Regions from separate parts of the Mus musculus genome. Here regions 1, 2 and 4 are each linked to region 3. A link is a loop called in an ENCODE intact Hi-C map of the cell type or tissue named here. Cell type or tissue: heart. All regions are shown on one strand. Links, peaks and the distances in the headings refer to the core of each region. The heading gives the core; the rest is flanking DNA. Region 1 holds the start of Sirpa (signal-regulatory protein alpha). Region 2 has its middle 23 kb from the start of Gm39933. Region 3 holds the start of Stk35 (serine/threonine kinase 35). Region 4 holds the start of Nop56 (NOP56 ribonucleoprotein).

Region 1 (4,685 bases), core at 276-4,275, 210 kb after region 3:
ATCCCTTCCTCCCGCAGAATCTCATTCTCACCTCCCAAGGCTTACTTACTATGAAGTTAATCTATGCCCCTCCACCGCTCCCACTTTTTCAAGTCACTGATGCTGAGTGGATTGGAACGGAAGATCCCATCTTTATCATTTTATAGATTGTTTTTATAGGTGAGGGTGGAGAAGGGGGGATAGATATGCTCTTAAGAAAGGTGCTGTCATTCCCCACTCCCCCCACCTCCACCCCCTCCACGCCACCCCCACCCCTACCCCCACCCAGGAAGGGAAGACTGCTGTTAACACTTGTTAACTATTTGTTTGCCAGGGACTGCGCCACAGGACCCTAGTCAGAAAAAGGTCTAGAGCCAACATTTAGATATTAATCTGGGCCCAGTGTTCTGTACTTCGGAGAGATGCCTGTAGATTCCCAAGCCCTGGAGCATGGCAGGGTAGGGCTGGGACTGGTAAGGCAGGAGGAAGCAGACCAGACCTCAGAGCCACTCACAGGAGAGAGATGAAATTCATCATTCAGCTCTGAGAGGACCCAAGGGTAGCTGAAAACTGTGAATGGGGTGGGAGCACTTGGCGGGGAGCACTTGGTGGGGAGCACCCAGTGGGTTCCTGAACACTGCAGCTCAGAGAGAACTCCTAGACACCCCTTTTCCCACCCTGTTATCCTTTCTATCCTGAGGCTGACTCTCTCTCTTCCTCCTTCTACACTGCCATCAGGTGCCAAGCTCTAGGCAAATGTTGGTAAGAACGGCGTGCCGTGGCTGGATTTACCTCCCTGCAAAAGGAAGGTTGTACAGAGACCCCTATGTCCATAGCACCAATCCAAGAAGACACGAAATAAGGCTCCTTTCTGTCCCTCCCCAGCTATGTCTTTAGCCTTCATATACTTCCAGAAGAGACCCAAGATTTTTTGCAAAACCCCTTTAAGATGCAGCTCTCCTGAATGGTGACCTCACTCCTTGGCCAACCGGCCTTCAGAGCCCTCCTGCTGGAGACAGCCAGGTGTTTGATGTAGGCCAACAAAGAAGACAAGCTCAGAGCCACAGGTACATGCTGGAACTGCAGGGAGCTACTGGAAGCCTGCCTAAGGAAGGCAGGGGGGTGGCGGGGAGGAGACCATCCAGAGAGGGCTGTGCCCACCACAGGTAAATCCACTGTGTCTCCCAAGGGTCCGTGGATTACTCCGGCCTCTCTTCCTGTCTCTACCTCCATACACTAACCCTGCTTGCTCTGGTACTAGGGCGAAAGCTCACTCTTCCCCCATCCCAACAGCTCAACAGCGCGCCCAACCTCTGCCCCGACCCTCTCTCCAATCAAGTCTAGCAAGGGAGCATATGGGGAAACCAGGAGCCCGATTGCCCAAAGCAATTGCCAGTCTGCTTCCCCATTCAGGTTTGGCAAAGGGTACGGTAAACCAACTCATTCCTATACCCCGCAGCCCAACGCTGGGCTACCCAGTCACAGTCCACAAGGCAGATCCGGATAAGAAGAGTTCTATCCCGGCTTCTAGCCTAGGCTATGTGACCTTGGGCAAGTGGCTGACCCTCTCTGGGCCTCAACTCTGCATCTGTAACCCCCGTTACAGGGATTTGTCGACATTAGCTTAGCGACAGTGTGCGGGGCCTGAGCCCGCAGCTTGGGGAGGGTGGCAGTAGGAGCTGAGGGTGCTTACCTGTACAGAAACAGGACGCGGAGAGCAGCAGGCAGAGCAGCAGCGGCCCTAGGCGGCCAGGGGCCGGGCCGGCGGGCTCCATGGGCCGCGGCTGCAGAGCAAGGAGGGAGAGCGGCGGTGAGCGCGCTCGGCAGGCGGGCGGGCGGCGCGGGCGAACGACTAAGGCCCCTCCCCCTCCGCTGCCCCCCAGCGCCACCGCCCGGCGGGGTGATCTGACCCCCTCCCACAATGAGACGCCGCCGAGCGGGGAGACTCCGGGAGCGTGACGCCGGGCCAGGCCGGCGGGAAAGGGGAGCGGACCCGAGGGAGCCAGGCGCAGAGCCAGAGGCACGGGGGCGGGGGAGCGGATAGCGAGGGAGAAGGAAAGAGGGGGAGAGGAAGAGGGAGAGGGAGCGGGGACGGAGATCGGAGAGCAAGCGCGAGCGGGGACAGCTCGCAGAGCGAGTGCGGGCTGTGCGGAGCCGTCGCGAGGCCAGCGCGAGGGCGGCCCGGCCGAGCGCCCCCTCCTCGCGCCCGCACCTTCCCGCCCGCGCCCCAGTGCGCCCCGCGAGCTGCGCCGCCCGCCTCGGCTCTGCGCGAGCCCGCTCTGCCCGTGCGGGTCCCCGCCAGCCGCTCGGACCTGCGCCGCCGCGCGCAGGGCTGCCAGGCGGTGGAAGCACCGCTCCCTCTGCCCAGAGGCTGGCCGCGCACCACTTTGCGCAAACTTGTTTTTCTGAGGTCGGCGCGGCGGGCTGGCTACTTGGTCCTCTTAAGGTGGACTGGGGAAGTGGCGGCCGATCGCCCCCTGGTCTCGGCCTCTCACCCGGCCAGTCCTTAGACTCCAGTGGGCAAGAGGCTGCCCGCGGCAGGGGAGCTTGCAAGGGTGGAGAGTGGAGGGGGCGGGGAGGTTTGCTTTCTGCCCCTCCCCGAGAGGCCCTGCTTGTGTGTCCCAAAGCCGAAGGTCGGCCTCCGGGTGGGCGTGAGTCCTAGGGGCCCAAATCTTTCCTAGCTGGCCCCGAGGTATAGCAAAAGCAGGAAGTAAATGCAGGGGGAAGGGGGAGAGGAAGGAGAGAGTGATGGTACAAAAATAGCGTGTGTGTAGGAAGGACTTCAGTGCCTCTTGGTAAAGACGCGCTGGGGGAGAGGAGCAGCAAAAATGCTGTGGCAGGGAAAGGAGAGGGGCAGGGCTGGGCCCTAGGGAGGAGACAGACCAGAGGCCTTCTATCAGGGAGAATAGATTGGAGGTGGAGAGGGCCCAGGCAGCACTGTACTAGGAGAGACCTGGGCTGCAAAATAGTTACCCTAATGAGGAAGAGGAGGGACAGGAGAGCCTATCCCAAAGGACAGAGCCTCTGGATGCAAAATGTACCCTAGCTCTGGATTTCCATGAGCTAGGTCAGGTGCTTGGTTAATCGGCAGAAGGCTGGGCACCAAGGCAGGGAAGAGGAATCAAGACCCTCTCTTATTAACTGGAGAGTTTCTGAGTTGGAAGTTCAGAGATAGCAAATTTTGCTTCTCACAATGGTGGTTGAGGGACATAATGAAGCAAGACAGGCCCTACTGGCCCATCCTCTCAATAAAGAGGATGTTTAGGGGCAGAGGAGTGGAGGATGATTGCCTAATGATGTAGAAAGCCCCTTATGCAATGGTGCGCGCGCACGCACACACACACCACAGAGTCCTCTGCACCCATGACCAAAAGCCTGGGAGATTTTTTAGTTTTTTTTCTTTCTTTTCTTCTTTTATTGTTTGTTTGTTTGTTTGTTTTTGAGAGGCAGGAAGGGTGCATCTGTTGAACCCAGGACCCAGCTTCCAAGCCTTAGATCGTTCCTCCTGGTCTAAGAAGCTGCAGTCTTGGAGAAAGACCTTGTTTCTGTGTCTCTGCTCTTTTTAAAGCAGACCAGGCCAACATAAGCAGCGACCCAGAACTGCCACTGGGAGAGTTACATGAGCTGATATTTGCACTGCATTTTAAGAAGAGCCTACCATGTACCAAGGGCAAGGACAGTGTTTGAGAAGTGTTTGGCAGCAGCAATCCTTAAGGGACCATGGGGCAGCCCTAGCAGGAAGATTAGTTGTATTTCTTTGGACCTAGGGGATTACAAGAACTCACTTGCAGACTGGGAGAAGGTGCAGGGGAAGACAAGAATGAACAGAGGAGGTCTTGTAGGGAGTGTAGGTTACAAGTGCACATGTGTGTCAGCTTGGTTAGGTAAGGGCAACAGTATGTGGCTAGCACGTCGGGAGGGTGGTCCAGAAGCCCAAGAGAATTGGTTCTGCAAATAGGAACCCCTGTAGGCAAGATTCAAGTAGGGCCTACCATGCTTGATTGTTACACTCAAAGGGTCACTATAGTTGGAATAAGAGGTGGCTGAAGGGAAGAGAATACGGAGTTCGGGGGCCTGGGCAAGAAAGAAAACTTGGTTCTAGCATCTGAGCTGAGCTGCAGTGTCTCCAGCTCTTTAAATTGTGTCTGATAGGACCATGGTGTCCACTAAAGCCTTGTGAAAACCCTCCTCCAAAATTAGCTGGGTGTGGTGGCACACGCCTAAGCCCAGTACTTGGGAGGCAGAGGCAGGCAGATTTCTGAGTTCGAGGCCAGCCTGGTCTACAAAGTGAGTTCCAGGACAGCCAGGGCTATACAGAGAAACCCTGTCTCAAAAAAAAAAAAAAAAAAAAAGCCAACTGCTGGAGTCAGAGATGATGCAGCCTCCTGCCCTATGCTGCTCATCTGTTCTGGGGCAAGCACACACAAACACCGACCTGCCTGGGATTAGGAACTGGGAGATTAGGAGGAATAATAATTGTACTACCTGCTGTTTATATATAGCATCTTTGGCAAAGGCGCTCAGCAGAGCTTCCAAACTACCCTCTTTACTCTCACATCTGAGTGTGGGGGAGTTGACATTTGTCCACATAAAAGTCACTTGTGTTCACCCATCCGTTGCTGTGAGTCCCCTGAGATTTGTGGACAAATGTGTAAAACTAAAGGGGCAAGGTACAGCCTGCCTGGGGTCGCACACAGATTATGACA
Region 2 (4,685 bases), core at 383-4,382, 74 kb before region 3:
ACACTGTCTTAGTCAGGGTTTCTATTCCTGCACAAACATCATGACCAAGAAGCAAGTTGGGGAGGAATGGGTTTATTCGGCTTACACTTCCATACTGCTGTTCATCACCAAGAAAGTCAGGACAGGAACTCAAGCAGGTCAGGAAGCAGGAGCTGATGCAGAGGCCATGGAGGGATGTTCCTTACTGGCTTGCTCAGCCTGCTCTCTTATAGAACCCAAGACTACCAGCCCAGAGATGGTCCCACCCACAAGGGGTCTTTCACCCTTGATCACTAATTGAGAAAATGCCTTACAGTTGGATCTCATGGAGGCATTTCCTCGACTGAAGCTCCTTTCGCTGTGATAACTCCAGCTGTGTCAAGTTGACACAAAACTAGCCAGTACAGACACACACACACATGAACACACACAGACACGGGGACCCAGGGACATTCAGGTAGGCACAGATTCAGACTTGTACAACAGACAGGAACCACAGAAGACATGCAGCTCTCAGTAGCTCTGTCTTCATGCCAACCCCAGTGTGTTGATGCAATCTCTTTCCCAGGAAGAAACAGACTCATGAAGCGAGGTGAGTCTCCCAACACAAGTGCAGCTTTTCACAGCTTGGAAAGCACTTGCCCTCTGGGAGTGACAACCCTTTGTGTGCCATGGTGTGCAGAGCACACAGCAGCTGCCAAAATGCTCTCAATGCAGTCAATCAGAATGCATCTCCTGATGGCCCCAGCTTTGCCCGTGTGTGGGAAGCATACCTGGGAGACAGTTTATTGCCATCAGTCACTGAGGTGAACAGGGGTCTTATTCCCCCATGCCCTAGCCCTATAAATGTGATGGCTTTAAGGCATGACCCTTGGCAGAGCAGATCCAAAGTAGGATTTGGAAGTGGCACACCATGCTTGGTCCCCTCCTTCACTTCTAACCACCTACCCTCCACTTCTCGGGGATGGTTCAGCTTAAGTCACTGTCCCAGAGAATGATTCCGTCTGAGTCACTTTCACAGGAATCCTTGTCTCAAGGTCAACTTCTGAGGAGTCCAACCCAGGACACTTTCATGGCTTCTGTCCTTCCTTGTCTCTGGACTCTGTGGAGGCCGGGGGTGGGGGACAAAACAACTGAGAAGTGGCTAGTTGGAACTTGCACAGCTACCCAGTGGCCTCGGGGAGGACCAAGCCCCGAAACATCAAACCTATTATACACATCTTCAGAGAATGACTGGATACTCCATCCCTGCCTGAGGAAGAAGTCCGGCCTCATCTTTGTGTTGCTTCCTGAATGCAGCGAGCCTGTGCAGCAGACACCTGCTCGGGAGTGCACCTCCCCAGACAGCTTGTTGAGGTTTCTGAGTCTCCTCATCTGGTCCCTCGGTGATTATGCAACCGACAGCAAATCATCACTCATGTTGGTCACATCCTAGATGCTGTTGACTGTAATTGCAGCAGGCAGGCCATGCTGTGCTCGTTTGCTGTACCCTGACTTAGGACCTCTTGCATCTATTTGCATGTTATTTGATTGGGTCTGGAAAAGGAAAATCAACAGATGCAGCTCCTAAATGGGCCAGGCTGTTTTCTCATTTTATGGAGCGGGAAGTCAGGGAGCACCAGGCACTGTCCTGCTCTGAGATCTATACTTAAACCACAGCTGAGCTGATTCACTTCTGCTCCCCCACAGGGCTTATCCGGGCAAGAGCTGGGGCTCTTTTGTGAACCTCATATCACCAAGGGCTCACCTAGGACTGAAGTGATGCCCTATCTGGGTCTCCCACACACACCCCACCCCCGCCATTGCTCCTAGGCTCGGAGTTACATGGAAGCTAATAGCACCTCCATCCGGTCACTACTGCATTCCACAGCCTGGCCAAGATATTTTTAAAAAGCACTGCTTGTTACACAAACGAATGAACAATGTGCACGGTCCAGTTAATCTTTCCAAAACAAGGCTCTTCTGTTCCTGTCTTGCCCAGACATTCTCAGTGGCTCCGTGTGAACTGGAGGGGAAAAAATTCGAGGTCGTTCTGACAGCCAGTGCCTTTCACATCTTATTCAGAACCTGTGACTATAAGAATAACACTTGCACAGAAATTCTGCCAAACCTCGCTGATAATTCTGAAACTCAGTCTTGGAGAGGTAAAGAGCCAAATTATCTTACTTGCCTAAGTCAATTTACCAATTCTTCCCTCCTTCCTTTTCCAAATCTGGCTAGAACTCCCCCCCCCCCCTGATGTCCAGGGCCAGAACCAAATGTCACAGTCAGGAAAGGAATCTTGGAAATGGTAGAGACCCCTTGAAGGGGCCTTGGGGGACACAGTGAGCAGAAATCATCCACACCTGTAAAGGTGAATTAAGATTAGAATGAGGTTTGCAACCAAGCACTTCCTGGCAAGACCCCGGGTGCACTTCCCAAATCTTTCCAGGAGAGGGCGGCAGCATCCCTGGTTCTGAGTGCCAGGCAGTCTAAGGCGGATGTAAATAGGCAAGCCATGGATAGAGTGTGTGTGCCTGGGTGCTTGCAAATGTGCGGGAGAAAATCTGAGCCTATGATTGAGTGTACATGAAAGAAACATTGCTTTGTGTAGAACGTGTGTATCCAACCTGTGGCACACAGCCCAGGAAAGTTAAATGCCTCCCACCCCCAACACAAATCATCCCATACCTGGAATAAACCTAACCAAGAAGGTGAGAGATCTCTACAATGGAAAACTTTACATTTCTGAAAGAACAGATTGAGGACGACATGTTAAGATGCAAAGACCTCCTGTACTCATGGATTGGTAGAATTCCTATTATGAAAATGACCATAGTACCAAAAGCCATTTGCAGATTAAATGCAACCAAATCCCTATGTCATTCTTTGCAAAAACAGAAAGAAAAAAAATTCATATGGAACCACAAAAGACCCCACATTGCCAAAGCAGTCTTCAGCTTTTCGGGGAGGGGGACCAATGCTGGGGAGGTTGGCATTCTAGATTTATTACAGAGCTACAGTCATCAAAGCAGCACGGTACTGGCAGAAAAAGACTTGGAGATCAGCGGGACAAAACAGAAGACCCAACCCGAGTACATGTAACTACAGCCATCTGGTATTTGACAAAGATGGCAAAAAGCACACAGTGGGGGTGGGGGTGGGGGTGGGGAACATCTTCAAACAGTGGACCTGGGACAACCGCATCTCCATACATAAAAGACTGAATTTAGAAACACACCTATGACTCAGTAGACAAATTCAGGCCAAATGAACAAAAGGCCTCACTGTGAAGCCTGAACCCTGGAAGATTACAGACAGAACCTACAGGACATATGTGTGGGAAGGGGCTTGCTGAGCACGACTCTATTTGCCCAGAAATTAAGGCCAATGACTAACAAATGGGGACGCTTAAAACTCAAAAGCTTCTGTGTGGCCAAGGAAACAATCGACTGAGAGAAGGGGAAGACCACAGAGTGGAAGAGAATCTCTGCCAGGTATACATCCGGCACACCACATCTATGCATTAATGATCAGAACATATAAGAACTCAAAAGCAGAGGCAAGGAAACAAATGGCCCAATTGGGAGGGTGGGGGAGTGGGGGTGGGCTATGCATTGGAACAGAGTTCTCAAAAAACAAAATAAAAACGTCTAAGAAATATCTCCAAAAAATGTTCATCATTCTTAGCAATTAGAGGAATGCAAACTAAAACCACTTTGAGATTTCATCTTGCCCTAGAATGGCTAGATTAAAAAAAAAAGTGGCAAAGAACAAATGCAGGCAAAGGTGCTGAGAGGAGGGAAGCCCCATTCACTGATGGCGAGACGGCCAACAGGTGCAGCCATGCTGGGAATCAGTGTGGAGAAGGCTCAAAAGGCTAAAAATAAAGTCTACCATACATCCCAGCTATGACACTTCTCGGCAATAAGCCCAGAGGACCTGACATCCCAGTCCACAGAGGACCTGACATCCCAGTCCACAGACACTGGCTCAGCCACTGCTGCTCCATTCACAATAGCCAGGAAATGAAAACAATCTTCATGCCCTTCAGAGGAAGAGTGAATAACGAGAAGGCAGTCCGTGGACAGCACGGCGCATTAGTCGGCACAGAGAAATGAAATCATGACATTTACTGGCCAATGGATGGAACGAGAACAGATCATATTGAGGGCAGTAACGCAGACCCAGAAAGACAAATGCCACGCATTCTCTCTTATTCGTGGATCCTACCTCCAAATCTTTGGACGTGAGTACACAGTCTTGAGGAAGCACAAACACCAGGAAAGTAAAAAGGGACCATAGATGGGGGGGCTCTAGAGAAGGGAAGAGCGCGATACAGGTAAGGAGGATGGGAAAAGTGGGAGGAGTGCTTTAAATGGGGACAGAGGAGAGAGGACAATACAGAGGAAGGAAGGGGGGAGATAAATAACACTCAGGATGTTTGAAAACCTAGGGAATTACATTATTTGATATTTACCTAAAATTAAATGTAAGTGTGTGTGTGTGTGTGTGTGTGTGTGTGTGCGCGTGCGCACACACACACACACACACACACACACACACGGACAGAAACAAATGAATTTTACTGGCAAACAAGCTGGCAAGTTGGAAGGTGAAGGACTTTGCAGGCAGATCCCTTCCTGCTAGAGGCCTGAAGATAGGAAAATCACATGGCATTTCTAAAGGGTAGGTGATAGGGGCTGTTGCCAAGCAACAGGCCTCAG
Region 3 (4,685 bases), core at 284-4,283:
CTACTTTTTTTCCCCTCTAGGTTCTGATGAGAAAGAGGCATGAGGGGGCTTCTGCAGTTCTACCAACTACTTTGAATCCCACCAGGACTACTCTTCATCCATCTTTTAAAATGCTAGGCTTGTAATTATGGCTCACACCTACTGAGTGAGTACTTAAAAAGATCAAGGTTAGCACTTGGTGAGCTTGTTAGGGAATGTCAGCTAACGGCTGGGGAACAGACTGATTTCCTAGCAAGAAAGAAGGTCCCAAAGCCGGGTCAAGGACCTTAGCGAGCCAGAGACAGTTATTAGAACTGAGTGGTTCTGAGAACAAGGGGGTCCAGGAGAGGGCAGGACTGCCGGCTGTAGTCTACCTTTGAGCGAGGTCTCCACCAGGCGCAGGTAAAGCTGTGAGTTCTTGTTGCCGTGACTCATGCGCTGGGCTAACCCGTTGCGCTGTAGGACGCACTCCTCAAACTGCACGATATTCTGGTGCCGCCGCTTGAGACTGGTGAGGGCCCAGAATTCTGCTAGTGCCAACTCCACGTTCTCGGGAGCGTCGCAGCGGATCTTCTTGACTGCCACCCTGGCCCCACTGCGCCCAGCCACAGCCTCATAAACCACGCCGTAGCTGCCGCGCCCGATCTCCGCCAAGAGGCTGTAGCGCGGCCGTGCAGGAACATCCCCGCCGCCGCCATCCGGCCGCCGCCGGGCCAGGAAGGCCTCGCCCGGGACCTCGGCCCCAGCCGGATCCATGGCCTGGGCCGCCGGCCTCAGCTTCTCGCACAGTACCCGCTGGACTGGGCTTCGCCTTTTCCGCTCCGGGCTTTTTGTCCCTCTGCGGGCTCCGTTCTCTTTCCCCGTTTCCATGGCTGCGGGGGGCGGGGGGAGCAGCAACGGCGCCGCCCGGGCCCCCCTTGCCTCATCCCTCCGTCTAGCCCCGAGATGTGGAGGAGCGGGACCTTGGATGGTGATCTAAGGGCGAGAGGGAGAAGTTAAAACCCACCGGGCCGAGAAGGGTAGATGAGGAACTTAAAGCGTCCGGCGTCCCACCTCCGCCGCCGGTCGCGGCCCCTTTAAGAAGGAGCCACCGTCTCGAATTGAACGGGGGAAGGGAAAGGAAAGCGGGAAAGACGGAACCACCGGGAAGTACCGAGGGAGGACCGGAAACCGAAGCGCAAACCGTCCCCTCTCGCCGACTTATCCGTCAGGAGCAGAAAAAATAAATAAAGCCGTAGGGATCGTCCCCATCGAAGACGGCCGGCTTAAACTTTCCTGGGGCTTAGCCCCCTCTCAACGGCCCCTCCCCACGTCCTACCCGGGCTTCTCCCGGTGTAAACAGTCCCGTGAATCAAACCCAGGAGAGCCCGGCGGGACGACCCAGACCCCCGGGGACAGCGGGCGAAGGGAAACCGGCTAAAAGATCGGCTTCCGAGGACGACAGGCGGAGGCCCCGGTGACGCCCCCGGGACTACGGTGGGGCGCCGGGGCTCCCGCTTCGGCCCTCCCTTCCTCCCTCCACTCCCTCTTACCTGGCCGGCGCTGTTCCTCTTCCGGGCGAACCGGTTCCCCCTTGGAGCCCGCGCCGGAGGATGGTCCGTTCCGAGCCGGGCTTGTCTGCAGAGCCGGGTAGGGCGCGAGGCGGGGAGCCTGGCTGAGCGTGTAGCGCGTCGCGGCGCTGCTCTTGTGATGACAGCAACGCTCCCGGGGGAGGCCTCGGCTTCCAGGTTCCCGTGGCCGTCCCCGAGTTCACGCCAGCTGAGCACTTTACGTAACCTCTTTATGTAAGCTGCACCTCCCGCCGCCGCTCTGGTCAGCGGAGATTCCTGGTGGCCCATCCCCCAGGAGGCCAGCGGAGAGCCGCGCCGCCTCTCTGCAGCCGAGGTAGACCCAGCCGCCGCGACAGCCCGGAACCAATCACTGGCGAGAACACCCAGCCAACAAAAAGAGCGCGCCAAAATCCCGCGATTTGTACCGAGGGCCTTCGCGAGGCGCCTGCACTCCGCAAACGCCTTTCCGGACTTGACCTGCATCGTACCTCTACGCCCGCACTCGGCACTTGATGCTGATTGGGGGAATGGCTTAGGTGTAATCGATTCACAGCTGAGACCAGGGTTAGAACGCTAATCTCCACGCCCACTAATGACCCCAATGATCTCAGCCGCACTTAATCCTCAGTATCCTTCTCTGCCAAACCCGGGTGGTCCGCACTTCCAAGGTTGCAAAGGACCAAGTGAAATATGATGGCTGGCTAATTGAGTGCCTGATATAAGCTGCTTTGGGCTTGGATTTTGATACCCTTCACCCCGGCCGCCCATTGTGGTGGGAGGGAGCACAATGGCTGTGTAGTTAAGAATGATCTTGAACTTTTCCTCTTGTCTTCATCTCCCGAGTAATGGGATTAAAGGCGGGCACCACCACACCCAATTTATACACCCTATTTGTTTGTACAGAGCTAGGAATCCAAGGGTTTTGTGCATGCTAGACAGGCACTTTACAAAGCTACATCTCCAGCCCCTAGGCGTGGTTTTTTAAAGTATTTTGTACCCTGCTTTGTACTCCAATGCCTAGAAGGTGCCCAGTATTTTGTTAGCTGATATTGAAGGACAGTAACTAGAGTTTCTGCTACACACTATTTTAAGTCTGGGGAAAAAGGAGTAGACACGACAGTCTTTGCCTTAATTGCGACTCTTGACACTGGAGGAGACAGTCAACCTTGTGTCTTCGTAGATGTCTCACAGTTAAAGTACTTAGAACAGTGTTAAAATACACACAAGACAGATTAAATGTAATGTAAAACAATAAACAAGAGTTTCTAGAATTTCTATAGCTTTTCTGTATGTAAGTGGTCACATATACACACAAGGTGTAAGAATAGTAAAGTCTCATCTTTTTTTTTGCCAGAATTACATTGTTTTGCTATATTTTCATGTTCTGTGCACAAATATGTATGTATGAATGTATACATGTTGTAAATCCTTTTATATTTATAAGATATATATGTATACATATATATATATATACACACACACACACATATATATATACACACACACAAATATATGTGTGTGTGTGTGTTTTTTTCCCAAGGACAAAGATACTCTCTAGCACACTCTCAATACAGTGCAGAACCATGAACAATGCCATGCTTTTGTTTACTATGCCATCTCAAGGTTTACCGATTGTCCTTTCCTTTCTCTTCTAGTCCAATATACGAGTCCTCAGCACCTAGCCTTATTGGATAAGGATTCCAACAGCCTCGTTGTTAACCGAAACTCCTTTACTTCTTTTCCTTGTTGTTGCTGGGTTGTTGGGTTTTTTTTTTTTTTTAATTGGTGGTGATTTGGGTTTTTTGTTTTTTGTTTTTGTTTTGTTGGTTGGTTGGGTTTGTTTGTTTGTTTGTTTGGAGACAGGGTTTCTCTACTTAGCTTTGGCTGGTCTTAAACTCAGGGATCTGCCTGTCTCTGCCACCCAAGTGCTGGGATCAAAAGGTGTGCACCACCATACCCAACCTCACAATTTAAACAACTTAAATTTCTTTAAAGGGTTCATCTTCAAATATTGTTACTAACCTATTGGGGGTTATAGGTTCAACACATGATTCTGAGGTAGGACCACAATTCAGTTGGCAGCAATCTCTTTAGAAAATGACACTCATCTGAGTAATGAATAGCAAGAAGCCAGTCATGCCACAACTAGTGGTGGGGCATTGCAGGGAGAAGAGACAGCAAGTACAAGAGTGGCCAGGGAGATAACCTTGGTCAATTAAAGAGACTATTAGAATGTAAAACAGCCTGGGTAATGGCTCAGTGTGAACCTGATGACTTGATTTCAATCCCCACCCCACCCCCCAAGCTGACAAAAAGGTGAAAAGAGAATCAACTCCACAAAGTTGTCCTCTACCCTGGTACCCACAATCCTACAGAGATGGTGATGAACCCCAGAGGCTCAGAGGTATGAGTCCCCTGCAGCTGTTGAATTAGCTAATAAAATACTTTCACATTTGATTCTTAAATTTGGACTTGCTTAAATTACTAAAGTAATCTTCACTTGCTTTTATGCTTGATAGCTAACATTTATGAGCAGTTTCTATCTTCCTGGCATAGAGAGTGACAAAGAGTATTTATGACATCCTTGAAAACATAGTTTCTTTCAAAGTTAAATGTATATGTCTGCCTGTGGCCTAGCTAGTTCCCAGTCTAGAGGTTTACCCAAGATAAATGAAAACTTAGATTCACAAATAGACTTTTGTATAAAACTATTCATGGTGGCTTTTCCCATGACAGTCAGAAACTGGAAGGTACTACTATGTTTGTCAATACACAAATAGATTGTGTTACTTCCAGATAGTGGGAACAAAAGGGGAACTGAGACTCTATAGCATGGAAGAATTAAAAAAAAAAAATGCAGGGTGAAAGAACCCAGGCACAAAAGAACACATGCCAAGTGAGTCCTACACCACTCGGGAAAAAAGCTCAGACTAATCTATACTAGAGAGGGATCAAAGAAGAAAAAAGGAAAACCTTTTGGGGGGGGTGAACAATAATGCTCATTTTTTTTTTTTTTTTTTTTTTTTTTTTTTTGGTTTTTCGAGACAGGGTTTCTCTGTATAGCCCTGGCTGTCCTGGAACTCACTTTGTAGACCAGGCTGGCCTCGAACTCAGAAATCCGCCTGCCTCTGCCTCCCGAGTGCTGGGATTAAAGGC
Region 4 (4,685 bases), core at 243-4,242, 480 kb before region 3:
CCCCATCATGAGACACTATCACCTCCAGACACAGAACAGGGAGAGCAGGAATTCACACTACCCCCGTTGAGGACTCCTGGGAGGCAGCCGAGGACAGAGCACACTTGCCCATGGAATGGGCCATGTGCTACAACCAGCATTCTGGGCTCTTGTCAAGTTCTCTCAGCACCTATCTCCTCCCTATAGAATCAAGAGGTAGTTTTAGGTGTTTTGGTCCAAAGAGCCCAAGCTCAAGACCATGGTTTGATGTCCTGTGTTCTACGGTTGAGAAGCCTACAACCTGGGATCCACACAGGACTGACCTCACACTCCTCTGGGGTACTGCTGTTTTCTGACGAGGCCAGGGCCAGTGCAGCCAGTCGCTTCTTTTCCTTCTTCAAGCGCTTCTTCTCCTGTTTTTCCAGCTTTCTGGTGATTTCAGCAGCCGCTTCCTCTGCCTGGCAAAAAAGCAAGGCGCTGAAAACCCAGAAGACCCCTGACTTGCCACAACACTCCTAGTCTTGCTGGATCAGGCTCATTAAATCAGTTGTATTGCCTCCATTTCTGAAGGTCAGGCCAAGTTCGTTCATCCTTTCCAACAGTCTTTCTGGCACTCAGCTACCACAACCAAGCACACACTGACCTGAACCACAGCTTCCTTCATGACATCCAGGTTCTTCCGTGGGATCTCTCCAGTCTCATAGAAAGACAGCCGTTCCTCAACTTGTTCTCGGAGTTTTTCCCCAAATACACTTGTGGGGACCTCTAGATGTGTGTGCGTGTGTAAACAAAGTCAATTACAACCCTTGAAATGACAAACTACTCCCCAGCTGCTCTCCCCTCAGCTTCACTCAGACCCAAGGTGTCAACACTCACTAGGTGAACTCTGTTGACGAAAAATATTACCATCATTGTAGAAGCTGCCAAGGTAGGTTGTTTCCCCCCCACTGTAACCCCTTCAACTCAAATGCCAACTTCCCCATCCATACCAGAGAAGCAATCAATTCTTGAGGCAATACTGCATTTGTTTGCTAGGTATCGGGAGATACGGCCTTTGTTCTTTGCAGCTGCTCGGCCAATGAAGGTGGAATGAAAAATGAGTCCATATTTTGGTGTGTTACCCCTTGTCTTCAGGGCTCTGTGAGAATATTCAGTCAATAGTTTAGTCAAAAGACTTGACCCAAATAGCCAAGTTCCCCTCTTCTAACAATTTCCCACCAGGCTTGGCTGAACTTTCTACCTCACCAAGTGCCAACCTAGCTCCCAGAGGCAGAGAGGGAAGGCATCCAATTTGCTGACCTGGAAACTCGGTCCCCTTTTGCTGGGCCCTGGGAATCACTCAGACACCAGGACTGGCCATCACCCCCATAGCAGAGGCCTGTATAGGTCAGGTTGCCCTGGTCAGCCATCATTGTAATCCCCAAACAAAACAGTGGACACCAGAAGCAGCACCTGACATGAGCAGGCGCCCTCACTGGTACCTGAACAGGGCCTTTTCAGCCCCAAGGATCTGTACTGTGGACGCTGGATACTTGGCCAGGTTGGTGAGGCTGCCAGCATGAGCAATGAGGCGTGCACCTACCTGGAGAAAGATCCGAGGAGGAGGTCAGGTGAGTAAGTGGGAACCTGACCTCCCAGGCTCATCCCCTCTTCTCTTCCCCACCATGCATCAACTAGGGACAACATGCTAGCCACAAGGATAGCGGTACAGAATGCTGAGTTTCACTCCCCCACTTTGTGTTCCCCATGACGCACCGCTTCCCCAATTAAGGCTGACAGGCTGGGGGCTACTTGGCTCATCTTGGAGCGAAGGTAAGTGTGTAGGCTCTGGCGATACTCTGACAAAGACACCACACGACTGGAGAAGCTCTCGATGTTTATCAAGTCGATAGCAGATATGTCCATGCCTAGGAAACACCTAGTGTGAACAGGGGGACCAGATACTCAAGGAGTCTCGTACCTTATACAGGCTGCCGCGCTCCGCACTGACCCATGGAGGACCGAGAAGCATCCAAGATGGCCTTAGCCTTGGCCCCGTCCATCGTAATTTCTTCCAGTTTCTCTAACTTCTCTTCATTCAGCTCCCTGCGGTTCCCAATGAACTGAGCCAAGCGACAGTATGTGGCGTTGTCATTGACGATCTTCACCAGCTCTGGAAAGTGGTACCCATACCACTCCCTGTAGAGGAAGTCATTCTCTGATCCAGCTATCAAACCTCAACTCAGGTCCCAAGCTCTCTCAGGCCCGTGTCTCCCCATTCACAATACAGACCAGGCACAGTGGCCTAGGCTGAGGTGTACATGGGGTAGGTTTATTCTGCCTCCTCTTTCTATACAGTCAGTGTAGGAACACAGCCTGTGGTAAGCACAAGGAGGCCTTGCTTTGGTCCATGATTTTACCCACATGAATCATCGGCCATGCTCGACTTCTATACCTTACCTGACGCGCATCGAGAAGGTATTGATATCTTTATCCAGTTGGTCCAGGAGGCTTATGGACTGAATAATCATGTTGTCCACTCGGTTCACATTAAATTTAACTTTGGCACGAGAGTAGCTGTGTCCCAGCCCTAGCTGGGCCTTACAAGCAGAAAGATCTGTCAGACCCTTCACCAGATTATGGAAATGCAGACGAACTCCTAAAAAGAAGATGGGACTTTAAGAATAGATCCTCCAGGACCCAAGTAACCACTCACAGCAGATCACATCACCAGGCCCGTAGGCCCCCTGCTGGCTTCTGTGGGCACTGCATCCACGTGGTGGACAGAATAAATGAAATAGGACTCTTACCTCGAAGGATCTCAGCTATCACACCACCAGTCTGGCAGTTGTACCCCAACTCTTCCTGTATTGCAGCACCAATCTTGGGGTCTCCAACCCCCAGAAGTACTTTCTTCTTTTTAGATGGCAGGTATGTCTCCAGGAGCAGGCGGAGGTCCTCGTGAACAACACCTTTGGGACAAAGAAAACAGCTCTAAACCACACATTGCAGATTGGAGACTGTCTCCAATCGGATTAGTTAACACCCATCCCCGCAGGCATTGCTCAGACACATGGAGTCGTCAGTGATCTCTCAGGGGATTGACAGATATATAAGTCATCATTGCAAAGCCTGGCTCTACCACAGGTCCAGGAGCACAATTGTAAAGCATTTAAGTGCTTTTTAAATTACAAGATTTATTTATTATATGTACACTGTAGCTATCTTCAGACACCCCAGAAGAAGGCATCAGATCTCATTAGGGATGGTTGTGAGCCACCATGTGGTTGCTGGGATTTGAACTCAGGACCTCTGTAAGAGCAGTCGCGCTCTTAACCGCTGAGCCATCTCTTCAGCCCCTGCATATTAATGTTTTAAAATGCCATCCTGTAGGTCTCAAATAATCCCTAGACTGTATCAAGCTTAGAAGAAAATCATCTAAGAACATCAACCACCCAGAATCCCATGTTCCGGAGGGACCGACTCACCTTCAGACACAGCATTGGCATTTTCCAAGGCCACCTGGGATGAAGAGAAGGGACAGAAGGCCACCAGACGAACGACATTGTGGAATTTGCCAAGGTTAAGCACACATTCCTCCACCTGGAGAGAAGGATGAATGGGCTTTCTTTGAATTTGGCTTCTACAGCGCAGTAAGGCAGAAGCACCAGCTGTTGTAGCAATTGGTGCCTGGGCCCCGAATCTTAATTCTCAAGAAATGGAAATGAGATGTTTATCTCCGACCGCTTCCAATTATATAGATTCGCGTTAAAGAGTCCCCTCATTCTAGAGCTCCCCCCCCCCCCGCCGGGCCCGGTGCGGTCGGCCACGTGGGAACACGCGGTGCATGCTGGGGTTTGGCGGCCTTAGGGGCTGCATTGCAGCTCCGCGAGCCCACCGAGCTCACCCACCTGCGGCAGCAGCAGGCTGATCTCCTCCACTTCCTTCAGCGCCAACAGCGCGTAGCCGACCGCATGCTCGAACAGCACGTGCAGCAGAACCTGAAAAGAACCGGCGCGCGGCCATCAGTCAAACTTCCCAGTCCGCGGGGCCGCTGCTAGAGCAGGCCCTGGCTCAGACCCGGAGCACGACCCCGAATGCAAACCCAGACGCACGCTAAGGCCTTCACTACGCAAATACCCCACCACCACTCCTCACCATGGCGCCTGCTCCGTGCCCAGCTCGCAATGCGGCTAGCGCGCTCTGGCGCGCGGAACCAGACTGCGGAGACCACACCTTCTCCGGTTTGACCAATCAGAGGCTGCGGACGAAACCATTGTCAGGTCTTCGGAGGGGGTTCGCGGGTGTGGTATCGTCCGTCGGGCGGGTTGGACTACCACGGGCGCGAGCGGGCCTGCCAAGCCCAGCCTCTGCGGCTGCGCGAGCCGGTACTGCGTCTGTAGTGAATGGTGTCGCTCCTGCCGGCAGGCCGCAGAGTGGCCTGGAGACCACCCTTCTTCGTTCCTCGTGCTTTTGTCACCCGTGTGCCGGGCGGCAGAACTCGGTGAGGGGACATGAGGCTTCCTGATAAGCCTCGCAGGTTTCCCGCTGCCCAGATATTCCGGGTCCTCGTGGGACCCGGCCTCAGACCCTGCAGAAATGGCGTCTTCTTGCTGCCTGCCTCTTCCTTTTACATTTTGTTGTTAACAAAATTGTTGGTGCGGGCTGAGGCATAGACAAGAGCGGTTTACCTCTTCCTAGTTCTGTTCCTTTCCCTGATTCATAGA

Evidence for each region. Peaks named below come from ENCODE experiments on the same cell type or tissue, not always from the same donor. Only the 100,000 strongest peaks of a DNase experiment are listed, where the experiment ranks them.
Region 1: it touches region 3 in a loop (2.9-fold over the local background); 3 of 42 quality-filtered maps call a loop at or near these places.
Region 2: it touches region 3 in a loop (7-fold over the local background); 11 of 42 quality-filtered maps call a loop at or near these places.
Region 4: it touches region 3 in a loop (2.2-fold over the local background); 4 of 42 quality-filtered maps call a loop at or near these places.

Annotation. Positions count from the first base shown.
Region 1 is chr2:129,590,682-129,595,366 of GRCm38, reverse strand. It overlaps Sirpa (signal-regulatory protein alpha), which reads right to left and starts at 2,528. Exons shown (of 9, transcript NM_001355158.1): 1 at 2,292-2,528; 2 at 1,673-1,763. The coding sequence starts at 1,754. In heart, for the core only: no CTCF peak of the experiment used is centred there; DNase peaks (open chromatin) are centred at 1,146, 1,956, 2,636 and 3,276; H3K4me3 peaks cover 2,459 bases; H3K27ac peaks cover 2,774 bases.
Region 2 is chr2:129,871,449-129,876,133 of GRCm38, reverse strand. No RefSeq gene overlaps it. Among named protein-coding and RNA genes, the nearest start is that of Gm39933, 23 kb to the left of the region's middle. In heart, for the core only: a CTCF peak has its summit at 2,404 (motif pointing right); a DNase peak (open chromatin) is centred at 2,413; H3K27ac peaks cover 379 bases.
Region 3 is chr2:129,797,673-129,802,357 of GRCm38, reverse strand. Stk35 (serine/threonine kinase 35) reads right to left here and starts at 1,841. Exons shown (of 4, transcript NM_183262.3): 1 at 1,512-1,841; 2 at 354-954. The coding sequence starts at 1,817. Stk35os1 (serine/threonine kinase 35, opposite strand 1) reads left to right here and starts at 899. Exons shown (of 1, transcript NR_029452.1): 1 at 899-3,989. In heart, for the core only: CTCF peaks have their summits at 665 and 1,848; DNase peaks (open chromatin) are centred at 817 and 1,787; H3K4me3 peaks cover 2,298 bases; H3K27ac peaks cover 2,453 bases.
Region 4 is chr2:130,273,908-130,278,592 of GRCm38, reverse strand. Nop56 (NOP56 ribonucleoprotein) reads right to left here and starts at 4,181. Exons shown (of 12, transcript NM_024193.2): 1 at 4,117-4,181; 2 at 3,870-3,959; 3 at 3,447-3,561; 4 at 2,769-2,930; 5 at 2,419-2,617; 6 at 1,970-2,157; 7 at 1,735-1,886; 8 at 1,461-1,561; 9 at 969-1,117; 10 at 623-744; 11 at 303-437. The coding sequence starts at 4,119. It overlaps Snord110 (small nucleolar RNA, C/D box 110), which reads right to left and starts at 3,078; the gene lies at 3,020-3,078. Snord57 (small nucleolar RNA, C/D box 57) reads right to left here and starts at 567; the gene lies at 505-567. LOC115489609 (a small nucleolar RNA gene) reads right to left here and starts at 2,356; the gene lies at 2,224-2,356. It also overlaps LOC115489632 and LOC115489601. In heart, for the core only: a CTCF peak has its summit at 2,719 (motif pointing left); a DNase peak (open chromatin) is centred at 4,242; H3K4me3 peaks cover 2,846 bases; H3K27ac peaks cover 992 bases.